2 separate regions of the Homo sapiens genome follow, and region 1 is linked to region 2. A link is a loop called in an ENCODE intact Hi-C map of the cell type or tissue named here. Cell type or tissue: left lung. All regions are shown on one strand. Each heading gives the region's core, and the rest is flanking DNA. Links, peaks and the distances in the headings are about the cores only. Region 1 overlaps PAX5 (paired box 5). Region 2 overlaps PAX5 (paired box 5).

Region 1 (5,372 bases), core at 319-5,318, 47 kb after region 2:
GGAGGCTTTTTTTTTGAGCCCAATCGGTGTTACTTTCCAACCTCTCCACTGAGAAAAGCCACCAGCCAAAGCCCAGAAACTACCCAAGGGCTAGCCAAAGGGAAATGCCTGCCAGCCAACCCCCAGGACTACAGGGTTGGGGCCGGGCCACCAGGTCCTTGCTTCATTCTTCTCCCTTACTTTTTCCCCAGTCCAGGCATCCTCTGCAAGTCACTCAAGTCCTGAAGGACAGCCCCCACCCCATGGCCTCCTGATCCAGCCTCCTCTCCTCACTATGGCTTTCCTGGAGCTTCAGGGCTCCACTGCCACAACCCCCATCCCAAATCCAGTGCAACCATTTCGTCCTTTCTTCAGGTGGTTTCTGGCCATGTGCAGATTCCCTTGGGCTTTCATTTAATGCTGCCTCAAATCCTGTGGAAATGGATGGGCTATGGGAGATAACTGGCTGGAAGAACAAGGCCCTCCTAACTACCAAAGCCAATGGATTCTTTCCAGCCTTGTTACCTTGGATCTCTCTGCTCACTCTCTAAATCTTCAAATATTTTTGGCTGCCTGACATCATCGAACATCCTTCTTTTGTTTGGGGCATTTTCCACTTTAAGAGTTCAGGCTTCTTGAGGCCAAAGTCAGAGACGTGATTTCCCAGCCTCCCTTGCGTGAGGGTGCAGGCATATTTTTGGGTCCCCCAAGTAGACACGTGCGTGTGAGTCTTTAATTCAGAAGCTGATGACACAAAGAAGCAGGCACCACATGGAGTCCATCTGCTGAGGCGGAGGTCCTAGTGGTGACATCCGGTGTCCAGCGACGGTTGTGTGAACCAAAGGGTCTGCGTCCACAGGCGACAGCATGGCCGCTTCACAGAGTAGTCCTGCAGCATGGGCCAGGCCTTATGCCTGACTGGGAAGCCTCCAAACCTGGTTCTGTGGCCCTCTTGGAGACCCTGAGCATCTTAACATCCTTAGAAAATCCCTTTTCTGCTTAACAAGCCAGAGAGAATTCTGTTGTTTACAGTGAAGTCCTGTGACTGCTACAGCCTCCAAGATGGAGCGCATCTGTGGCGGGAGTGTCAATCACCACTCACTCCCCCACTCCGGGCTTCTCCATGGCGTCCTCCTCCATGGCGTCCTCCTCCTCAGCCACCCTGGTTTCCCAGAGTCCCTCTCCAGCTCTGCTCCTCCCCATCGTCCTTGTCTAAAGCTCTCAACTGAGTGACTCACATCCTCCCACCACCTGTGTCCATGCCCCCAGTCCTGACCCCGCCCCCACTGCCTCTGCACATTCCACCTGAGTGTCCCTGGGGTACCCCAAAGTTAAATATTCAAACCAGCTCCTCTTCCATGGTCTTCATCTCAGCCACTGGCTCCATTATCTCCCGGGTCCCCCAGACTCCAACCAGGGGAGCATCGTTGATGGCCGCCCACCTGTTCCTCACAAGTGACTATTGCCAGTTCCACCCCTCAAAATGTTTCCTCCATCCCCCTTTCCACAGCCTGGGTTCAGGTCCTCATCCGTTCTCTCCTGGGCTTTTACAGCCACCTGGGTCAGGTCAGGTCTTCCTGCGAGTCTCATCCTCCTTACCTCCACCCTCTGTCAAGACCCCACAGAGATTCCCCTGGAGAGTCGACTCTCCTCAGGGCTCCCAGCACCTGCAAGGTCTGCCCCCAGGTCTTTGGCAGCCTCAGGGACCTGGGCCCTCCCTCATCTCCAGCTGCTTTCTTCACTCATCCTTTATCATGCTGTTCCTTCTGCCTGGAATGCTCTTCCCTCACCTGTTTCCCCAGCCTGGTTAATTCCTGCTCATTTCCGTGTGCTCAAGTGTCACCTCCCTCAGGAAGCCCTCCCACCCAGCCTCGGGAAGTGGCCCCCGTTGTGCACCTGTGACATCTGTCACATGCCTCTCCTTATCATTTCACCTTTTAAAAACATTTACTGAGCACTTTTGATGAGCCAAGAGCCTAGCTTAGAAACCCACGTGCATGATTTCATTTAACCCTAGAACAACCCTCAGAACAACCCAATGAGGAGAGTGTTAGCCTCACTTCCAGGTGAGGAAATGGCGTATCAGAAAATGTAAGTGTCCTTCCCAGGGTCAGCCGCTAAAAGGTAGGGGGGTCTGGGATTGGAGCCCAGCGCTGTCCGACCCCACGCCCTAAACACCTAATGGTGATGCTCTGTTGCTTCACCCCAGGGAGCTCCTGTCACCAGCCCAGGTGGCATAACCCTGGCCAAGGAACATCGCCTTGCTGAGCCTCAGCTTCCTCTTCTGTAAAACGAGGGTCAAGTCTTTCCCTGCTGCCCTCCCAAGATGGTAGGAGGATCTGAAAAATAACAGATGTAAAATCACTTAGTAAACTGTAGAGAGTGGTGCACATGCAAAGAAGGCATTAGCATACTTTCAGGGCTTGTCTCACCAAACAATTTCCTTGCTCACATTAGAATGAAAGGCCTTCTATCTGCTGCTTCTTTTAGAGTAAGGGTGAGGGAGGGCTCCCATCCCCTCCCTAGACCAGGGTGTCCCTGTGATTTTTAAATTCACTATCTAGCTGTCCCTATCCCCCCTCCCAAAACACAATTGTGATAGTCAAGCAAAGAAAGGTGAGAGAAAGAAGAAAATCCATAAAGGCTCGGCAAAGCGGTGGCGGTGGAATTCTCCAGCTCCTGACCACCAGTTAGTGACGTCAGGATTTATAACTGTATTAAATGGTCTGACAGGCAGCCTTGATATATCAGTTCCCCCTTCTTCCCAAATCACAGACAATAAAAGCTTTGGCAGTGAAAGTCATTCATCATCATAAAGACCTGAGACATCCCAGTCATCAATTTCACTCACATCCTTAATACACTGGAGAGAGTGCAGGAGTTGAGCACCTCAAAAAGGGAGGAGGAAGAAAACACGAAGGAAGATTGAACAGGAATAATTACAAAGGTCAAAGAAGGGATTCATCCGGGAGGGTGCCGTGGGCAGAGCCTGTCCCTGCTGGAAGTGTGCTCAGGCCACAGAGAAACTAGGCCACTGATGGGCCCAGCCCTTAGAGAGGCCCTGAAGCCCAGGTGGAGAGGGGCCAAAATAGGCTGCAGGATCCGAGTGGGGAGTGTTGGGGGCATGGGAAGCCACACCCTGGCTCCATGGCCTTAGGCTGGGTTTCACCAGGGCCTTTTATTCCATCAGCCTCATTAGCACAAGACGGATTTTAAAATAATGAAGCCACAGGTATCTGTTTGAAATCTACCCCCACCCACACTGGCACAGACGGCTATTTGTGCCAACCATGGTTTTCTTTTGGGCAACACCTTTTGAGCAACTATAACATTCGGGGCTGATATTAGTGGTTGTGAAAGACCCCATAAGGCTGCCAATCCAGCTAGAAAAGAGTAGCTGCCCAGAGCCCTAAGTGCAGCCTCTGGCTTCACCCCTCCCCTTCCCCCAAATCCAGTCACCTGGATCACACCTGCTGGCCTGCCCCGGGACCTGGGCCGAGGTTCCCCACCCCTCACCACCAGCACTTGGCATCCTTCCTCCTCTCAGGCAGGCCGGGCAATGGAGGATAAGAAAGCAGGAACTCCATGGGGTGCAGGTGTGAAGAACTGGGGACTTCACGACTTGTTCCTGAAGAGAACCAGACCTAAGTGGCATGATCCTTACCCTGGCACTTGGCCTTCTCTCTCCCAGACCAAGGAAGGAGGAAGAAAGTCTGTTTAAGAAAAGCAGTTGGCTGGGAAGGGTGGCTCACATATGTGGTCCCGGCTACTCAGGAGGCTGAGGTGGGAGCATCACTTGAGCCCAGGAATTTGAGACCAACCTGGGCAACAGAGTGAGACCCCATCTCTAAAATATTTGTTTTTAAGTAATGACAATTATCTTTCTTATGCTTTTATTTTTTGCTTGAAAGCAAAAGAACAGAAGAAAGCTTTGGTCTAGGTGGGGAGTTTCTTGAAGCACAGGGCTCCCCACAATGGACAACACACAGCCTGAGGGCTGGGAGGCTGCACAGCAGGGGCTGAGAGCCCTGAGGCTGCTGGGGCATGTCCAGGTGGCCTGGCCCAGGCAGGAACATGAAAGAATACACAGCATGTTTCCCAAGAAAGAAGGAGCAATCATACCTGCTGTGTCTGCCCATCCACTCACCAAACCTTCACCCAGGACCTGCTAAGGCCTGGTCAGGCTGCATGAGGTCTGTCTGAGCAGGAGGCTGACCTAAGGGGATGCCAGCTTTTCAGGGGTGAGTCAACCCACTACCCTTCAATCAGATATCACCCAAGAAGCCCCATCAGTCCCGGCCCCTACACGTGGCCTGAAATCCACCTATCAGCTCTGTTCTTCAGATAGGGGTCTGTCCAACTCAGACTTCCTCTGGCACACTTCCAGGCTGCCATGACTCACCAGGCTTTATGAGAATAGTGTGGCTTAGAGGTCAAGTGTGTGGTCTGTGGAGTCTGACTGCCGGCATTTAAAACCTGGCTACACCACTTACAAGCTGTGTGACCTTGAGCAAGTTTCTATGCTTCTCTGTGCCTCAGTTACTGCACCAGTGAAATGAGGATGAGAAGAGTGACTCCCACAAAGGGTTGTTATGCAGATTAGACAAGCTATTAATAAGTCAAGGGCTTAGAACAATGCATGGTGCAGAGGGAGTGGATGGGAGCATCAGCTATCACTCCTGCTGGTGACTCTTGGCTCATGGGACCCTAGCTTGGGCCTGCCTCTCTAGCTGTTCAGGATTGAAACCAACTCTGGGGGAAGAGCTCCCTAGTCCCCTATCCTACACACCAGCCCCCTAAATAGGCTGCTGGGCCACACTATCCTTAACATGGGCATGTGACCCCATCTTGAACCTGGGTTCACAGAGGCATACGAAAGGAACTAATGGGTCTGAAAAGGCAAACACTTCTCTGGATGGGTTCATCCAGACAGGCAGCAGGTGCCCCTAAGCATTCATGCCAGAAACAACCTTACTAAACATTTATAGATGATCTCAGGGTGGGAGTAGAAGTTCTATGGCCTCACAGATAATGAAAATAAAAGCTAATAGAGATAAATTAGAGAGAGATTTTTTTCCTGAGCTGTGAACTTGGCCAAGAAAAAAAAAAGGCAGCAGACTAGTAGAAGCTAATGCATTTGGGAAGAAATAATAATTATGATAATATCTTGAATTCAAATGTGACTTTATGCTAATCAAAGATATGTATGTGAGTGTGTGAATCATGTCAATAACCTTGACAATGACCTAGAAGGGTGGAGTGCTGCGTGATTAGTAACGACCAATCATAGCAGACAGCTCGTTGGTTTATTAATTCATCCATTCATTCATTCAATAAACACTTCCTGAGTACATACTATATTCCAAGTCCCATACTAGGCTGTGCTGGAGAAG
Region 2 (5,372 bases), core at 83-5,082:
TATGCTTGCTTGTCATATCGATCTTCATCCCTCTAGCCTTTCTTTCACCTTAATGTGTATTTCATTTCCAAGTAAATGCAAACATCAGTACACTTTCCCCTAAGTACTTCAGCATGCATACAATTAACTGAAGTTCATTACTTGTTTACTAGTTTTTTCTTTGGATACAAAATTTACACATAATGAAACACACAAATCTTAAATGTGCTATTGCTGTGTTTTGACAAATGCATAGATCTGTGTGACCCAAACCCCTACCAAGATATATTAATAGAACATTGTCAACAGCACAGAGAGAAAATTCTCTCATACTGAAGAAGGGGGCCTATTGACCAACCGAGAACCCAGCTATCTGGGGATGTAACTGAGTCATCCCTCCATGAACATAGAGCTCTGAGGTTAGCACTGACAGCCCCAAACCCCAATGGGTGAAAGAGCCCCTGACCTGCAAATTCAAAGTTTCTCCAAAGCCATTACACAGAACAAAGCTAGAGGAATGTATGCTGTTTCCTCAAAGACACAGAGAGAAAGCAGAGCCTTAAGAAATTTCAGACAAATGGTGGGTTTCCCCCAAACAGTACTGTCTTCCAATATAGAAGACGTGACTGTAAAAACCAATGCACTAACTAGAGAACACTGATTAAAATAAAAAGTTTAAAAAGGGGTTATGATAAGATGCACTTAATGCAGCTGTCCTGGAGATCCCAGAGGCAGAAACATCACCAGATTCAGAGGTGTTTTCAGCTTCCCCTTCGCTCAAAGCTCAGAGATGGCAAGAAAGTCAAAGTTTCCTAAAATTCTCAGAAGTGACAGGTAAACGGGCTCAGTATAGCTCTTAATTAACCCAAAACGACACCTGCCAGATGACGGGGATTTGCAGAGCGCACTGGGGGCCGACCCCGTCTGCAGATGGTGGGCTCCCACCTCTGCTCCAGACCTTGGCCGGCTGCAATTAACATATGGAAAGTCTTTCAAAGTGACTTCGCAGCCAAGTTCTGTTTCTGAAGGATTCAAACTGGGCTTAGAGAAAATCTTTGCAGAGGAGGAGGAGGAAGAAACGATTTGAAAAGGACCATGAGGTTTCTTCAGCTCCTCTCCATGGCTTTGCAGAACTGCATGAAATGCCTGGTGGCTCAGGGATCGGCGGCTACCCGGGATGTTGCGGGACCAAACTGTTGACGACCAGAGTGAGCGCAGGCACGGCATCACACGTAGCCACAGCCAGGCTTTCATAATACACATGTATAGACACTCCCGATATACACGTACACATGCATATAATGTATCTGTGTATGTATACGTAATAATATGTATAATATTTATAATATACAGATGTATGTATGTTGGATGTGTACACACACACATACACACACACTGGATTCTGGAGCTGTGTCAAAGCCTCTTAGAGTGACCTTGGACAAGTCATTTCTCACCAAGTCTCAGTTTTCTCATCTGTAAAAGTGGTGTGTTTGGAAGAAATTGAAATAAGTGACCTCCAAGGGCTTTCAGCTCTCAGAAGCTGTCTTCACTGCACCCACGCCAAGCCTCTCCCCCTCGCAGGCCAAGGCTTCTCACCGTTCCTCTCTCCACAGCAAGACCTTCCTGGGCTCCCAACAGGGAGATGAAAACCTGAGCTCAGTAAAGGTCAGCCTGTCGGCCCCGACAGCCGTGCATCGATCCATTGCTGGGAAAAACCTCTCTCCCACCAGCTCAGGCCAGCCACGAGGGCCTTCAGAAAAACAGAGGGAAGAGAAAAACCGAGAGAGAGGGTGAGCATGAGGGGCAGAATGCACAATGTGTCTCACTTCTGTTTCTCCCGAGAGCCGCGGACCCCACAGCTGGACGGCAGGCCTGGGTGAGCCCCAGGGAGCCTGGCGTGGAGGCCAGGACTCTGCCACCTGCCAGCTGTGCGGTGGCCAAGTGGCCTTTCTGGGCCTCAGTGTGATCCTCTGTAAAGAAGAGGCTGTTGTGTCCCCTTCCTGTTGTCTACAACTACAAAAACCCAAATCCAAGGATCCTCTAGGGAATTCAGTGGAAACAAACTCCACTGCGGCATCACGGTGCCTCTGCCACAGGGCACAGGTCCGACTCCACCAGCTGGCCATCCATCACAGGCAAGAGCTGGGGGCCTCGAGACACATGGGGCCAGGAGGAAACAATTGATCGGCTCCTGGTGTTTGAAAGGGGCAAGTATCAGTAGCCACAGGACTTCCATCTATCTAGATCTGTTGTACTTGCCTCCAAGGCTGACCTTTCTTTCTGTAACCTGCCTGGCCCCTGCAGGCATTTCCATTTGAGATCCCTGGCTATGCCATGGCACATTTTGAACAACACTGGTCCAAGTTTAATCCATTCTGCTGCTGTGGTCCTATTCCAAAATTCTGTCCTGTCCTGCCCTCATCTAAGCAAACAATGGGCATGTACAAATGACCCCCCTGAAGCCTCACTAGGGTGCAAGATAACACCTGATTTGTGTGCATGCGTGAGGTGGGGAGGGGGGTACTGCAGTGCCCTGTGCTGGGAGTGCCCACAGGTAGCACTTTGTGAAGATCAACACCCCAGACGCCGCCTGGTGGCGGTCAAGGCCCTTCAGGGGCTGGTTCCCATGGAGCTTCTCAGCCACACCTCCCACTGCCCACATCCTCCACTCCACCCCTACCCGCCACAAGCCATATTCCAGGCCAACCACACCACCAGTTGTTCTGCACACCTACTCCACGGGGCCGTTTCCATCTCTCATGCTGTTTCCTTCATCCCAAACACCACCTTCCTTCCCTTCCTCATGTCCAATTCTCCTATTTGTCAAGACCCAGCTCAAATACCACCTCCTCCAGGAAGGCTTTCTGGATTAATCATCCCAGCTGAGAGCAGTCCCCCACTGGTCCCTGAGTCCCCAGCCCTGGGTCTATCACTGCCCATGTCCCAGGGCACACAGATTCAGGGCTGTCTGTGACCCTGTCTTGTTTCCCCTGCTGTTGGGTCTGGCTTCTCCTCAATGGCAGGAACCAAGGCTGACCATCTGTGACTGACAGGTCCCTGCAGCCCCACCCCCAGCACAGGGCTTGCCCACAATACCAATGCAGACTGAGTGAGCACTAAGTGTGCCCAGCAGATGTTCCTTGAGCCAGCCCCTTTCAGAGTCAGAACAGAAAAGGTCGTGAAATCCATGCTGGAAAGAATTAGTGAAACACCAGTCCCGATCTTTGCTAGAAACATGGAGACAGCAAGGCAGAGAAAGGGAATAAAACACACAAAGAGAAGTGGGCTGTGTTTACTGCAGAAACCACCGTGCAGGTCCCATGAGTGAAAAGGGACACTGGTGCTCTCCTGAGCGGCTTAGCTCCCACCTGCAGGCCTCAGTAGGCCTCCCCTGCCACATAATGACAGCACTCAGTTCGGCTCACTTCAAAAGAGTGCAAAAGTACAAGCTAAAATAAAGAGACACAAATTTTCGTCTTTCTTTTTTCCTCTTTTTTTTTTTAGGCGGAGTCTCGCCCTGTCGCCCAGGCTGGAGTGCAGTGGTGCAATCTCGGCTCACTGCAAGCTCTGCCTCCCAGGTTCACGCCATTCTCCTGCCTCAGCCTCCTCAGCAGCTGGGACTACGGGTTCACGCCTCCACACCTGGCTAATTTTTTGTATTTTTAGCAGAGATGGGGTTTCACCATGTTAGCCAGGATGGTCTTGATCTCCTGACCTTGAAAATACACAAATTTTCTAAAGGGAGAAGCAAAAAAAGAGCAGTACCAGACTGAAGCCGGATTACAAAGATAGGAAGGCTCTAGGTTTTGTCCTTAGCACCTTTTCTCTGCATCCATTTGGCCACTGGCAGATGCTTGGCCTGGAAACCCGAAGAGTCTCTTTGAACGTCTAGAATGTTGCCAGAAGCCCCCATCCCAGGGCCTAACCCACTTGGCCCCAGGTTCTGCAGAGTTGAGTAGGAATAACATTGAACTACATTCCCAGGAAAATCCAACTCATGTATTCATGATAAGTGTCAAATAAACTCACTAGGTTCTCGTGTGTCTAGCCTCAACTGGGTTTGTTCAGGCAGTCATACACACTTCCCATGGGTCTACCTGGAGCAACTTCAGAGTTGGAATGAATGATTTAAAAGGTAGGGCATGGTAGAAAGTAACATCTCTCCCCAAGTTTCTAAAGTTCTTCACTGTCCTCCTATACTAAATTTGGGGAAAACTTATCTTAAGCTTTGACTTGGGGACTATGTTTCACTTTTAGACTCCTATACTGGTGATGCTGTGTATTTTGGTAACTCCATTTAATTCAGCATCCACTGTGGTCCTACTCCATTCAGAGCTCAGAGCTAGGCCCCCAGTAAGGCATACTCAGTGAAATGCGCCTAGGCTTCAATCCTCAGGGAACTGCCTGCATTAAAGGGGATTCTTAGACCCAAAACTAGACATTCGGGTGCCAGCAAAAGGCAAGATGGATTCAGAAGCAGAGTAGAAATGGAACTTCATACTAGCTAGGGTATCCAGGAAAGCTTCCTGTAAGAAGTGGCTGCAATGTGGGCTTGAGGACATTCAAATGTTGTCATTTAGTGGGTACCGAAATCTGTCCCATCACCTGCCAGCCCAGGCTGCATTGTTGAGTCAAAGTGTACTGCCTCTGTCCCCAGGGAAGGGAGTCCTCACTTTCTTTCAAGAAAGAGGCCAGTAAGCAGGACGCACACGGTGCTGACATGGAATGGGCCACAAAGACACGACTGTCCTTGCTTTCAACTCCCCAACAAGGCAGCTGAGAATGTAGGATACTGGCCGATAAACCCAAGGCTCCTGACAGCTCTGAACCACGTCATGGTTTTTGTAAATAATTGTAGAAAGGGGAGCGCTGATTTTCTGCACAGGCATTGAGGGCAGGAGTGGCTGCCACTCCATGTTGGTAACTGGGAGGTGGTGGAAAGCCCCTGGGTGTGCAGCCAGTCAGTCCTGGCCAAAGCCCAGCAGCCACTTAGCTGGGCAGCCTCGAAGAAGTCTCCTGAATCTCTGAGTCTGAGTTCCTAATTTGCAGTATGGTAATTACAACACTCAGAGGACTAAATATTGATGCATTTCAAAGTCCTTTGTGAATTGAAAAGTATTATACAAATGTGAGGAGCTATTTGATACTTAGCTCAATCCTTGGCACACAGCACATGCTTTGTGTGTCTATTGCAAAAACAGATACATTGGGACTTTTTTTTGAGCAAAATTATATTTCAGGATGTTTTTCTCATATTTCAACAAATGCCTAAAATTCTTGATTGTAAGGAAAGCCTCAAACTAGGAGTCCAAGTCCCTGATCTTCCGTCTCTACCCATCCCTTCCAGGTTCACTTAGCCTCAGTTTCCCCAAATGGACAATGGCAGGGTGGGA

The links. Peaks named below come from ENCODE experiments on the same cell type or tissue, not always from the same donor. Only the 100,000 strongest peaks of a DNase experiment are listed, where the experiment ranks them.
Region 1: a loop joins it to region 2, with 5 times the contacts of the local background. A loop is called at or near these places in 3 of 110 quality-filtered maps.

What each region holds. Positions count from the first base shown.
Region 1 is chr9:36,899,537-36,904,908 of GRCh38, forward strand. All of the region lies in intron 7 of PAX5 (paired box 5), which reads right to left. Among named protein-coding and RNA genes, the nearest start is that of MIR4476, 8.7 kb to the left of the region's middle. RefSeq lists an enhancer at 1,048-1,548. In left lung, for the core only: no CTCF peak of the experiment used is centred there; no DNase peak of the experiment used is centred there; H3K27me3 peaks cover 1,255 bases.
Region 2 is chr9:36,853,076-36,858,447 of GRCh38, forward strand. The region is part of intron 8 of PAX5 (paired box 5); the gene reads right to left. Among named protein-coding and RNA genes, the nearest start is that of MIR4540, 8.5 kb to the right of the region's middle. In left lung, for the core only: no CTCF peak of the experiment used is centred there; DNase peaks (open chromatin) are centred at 1,166, 1,886 and 2,576; H3K27me3 peaks cover 2,556 bases.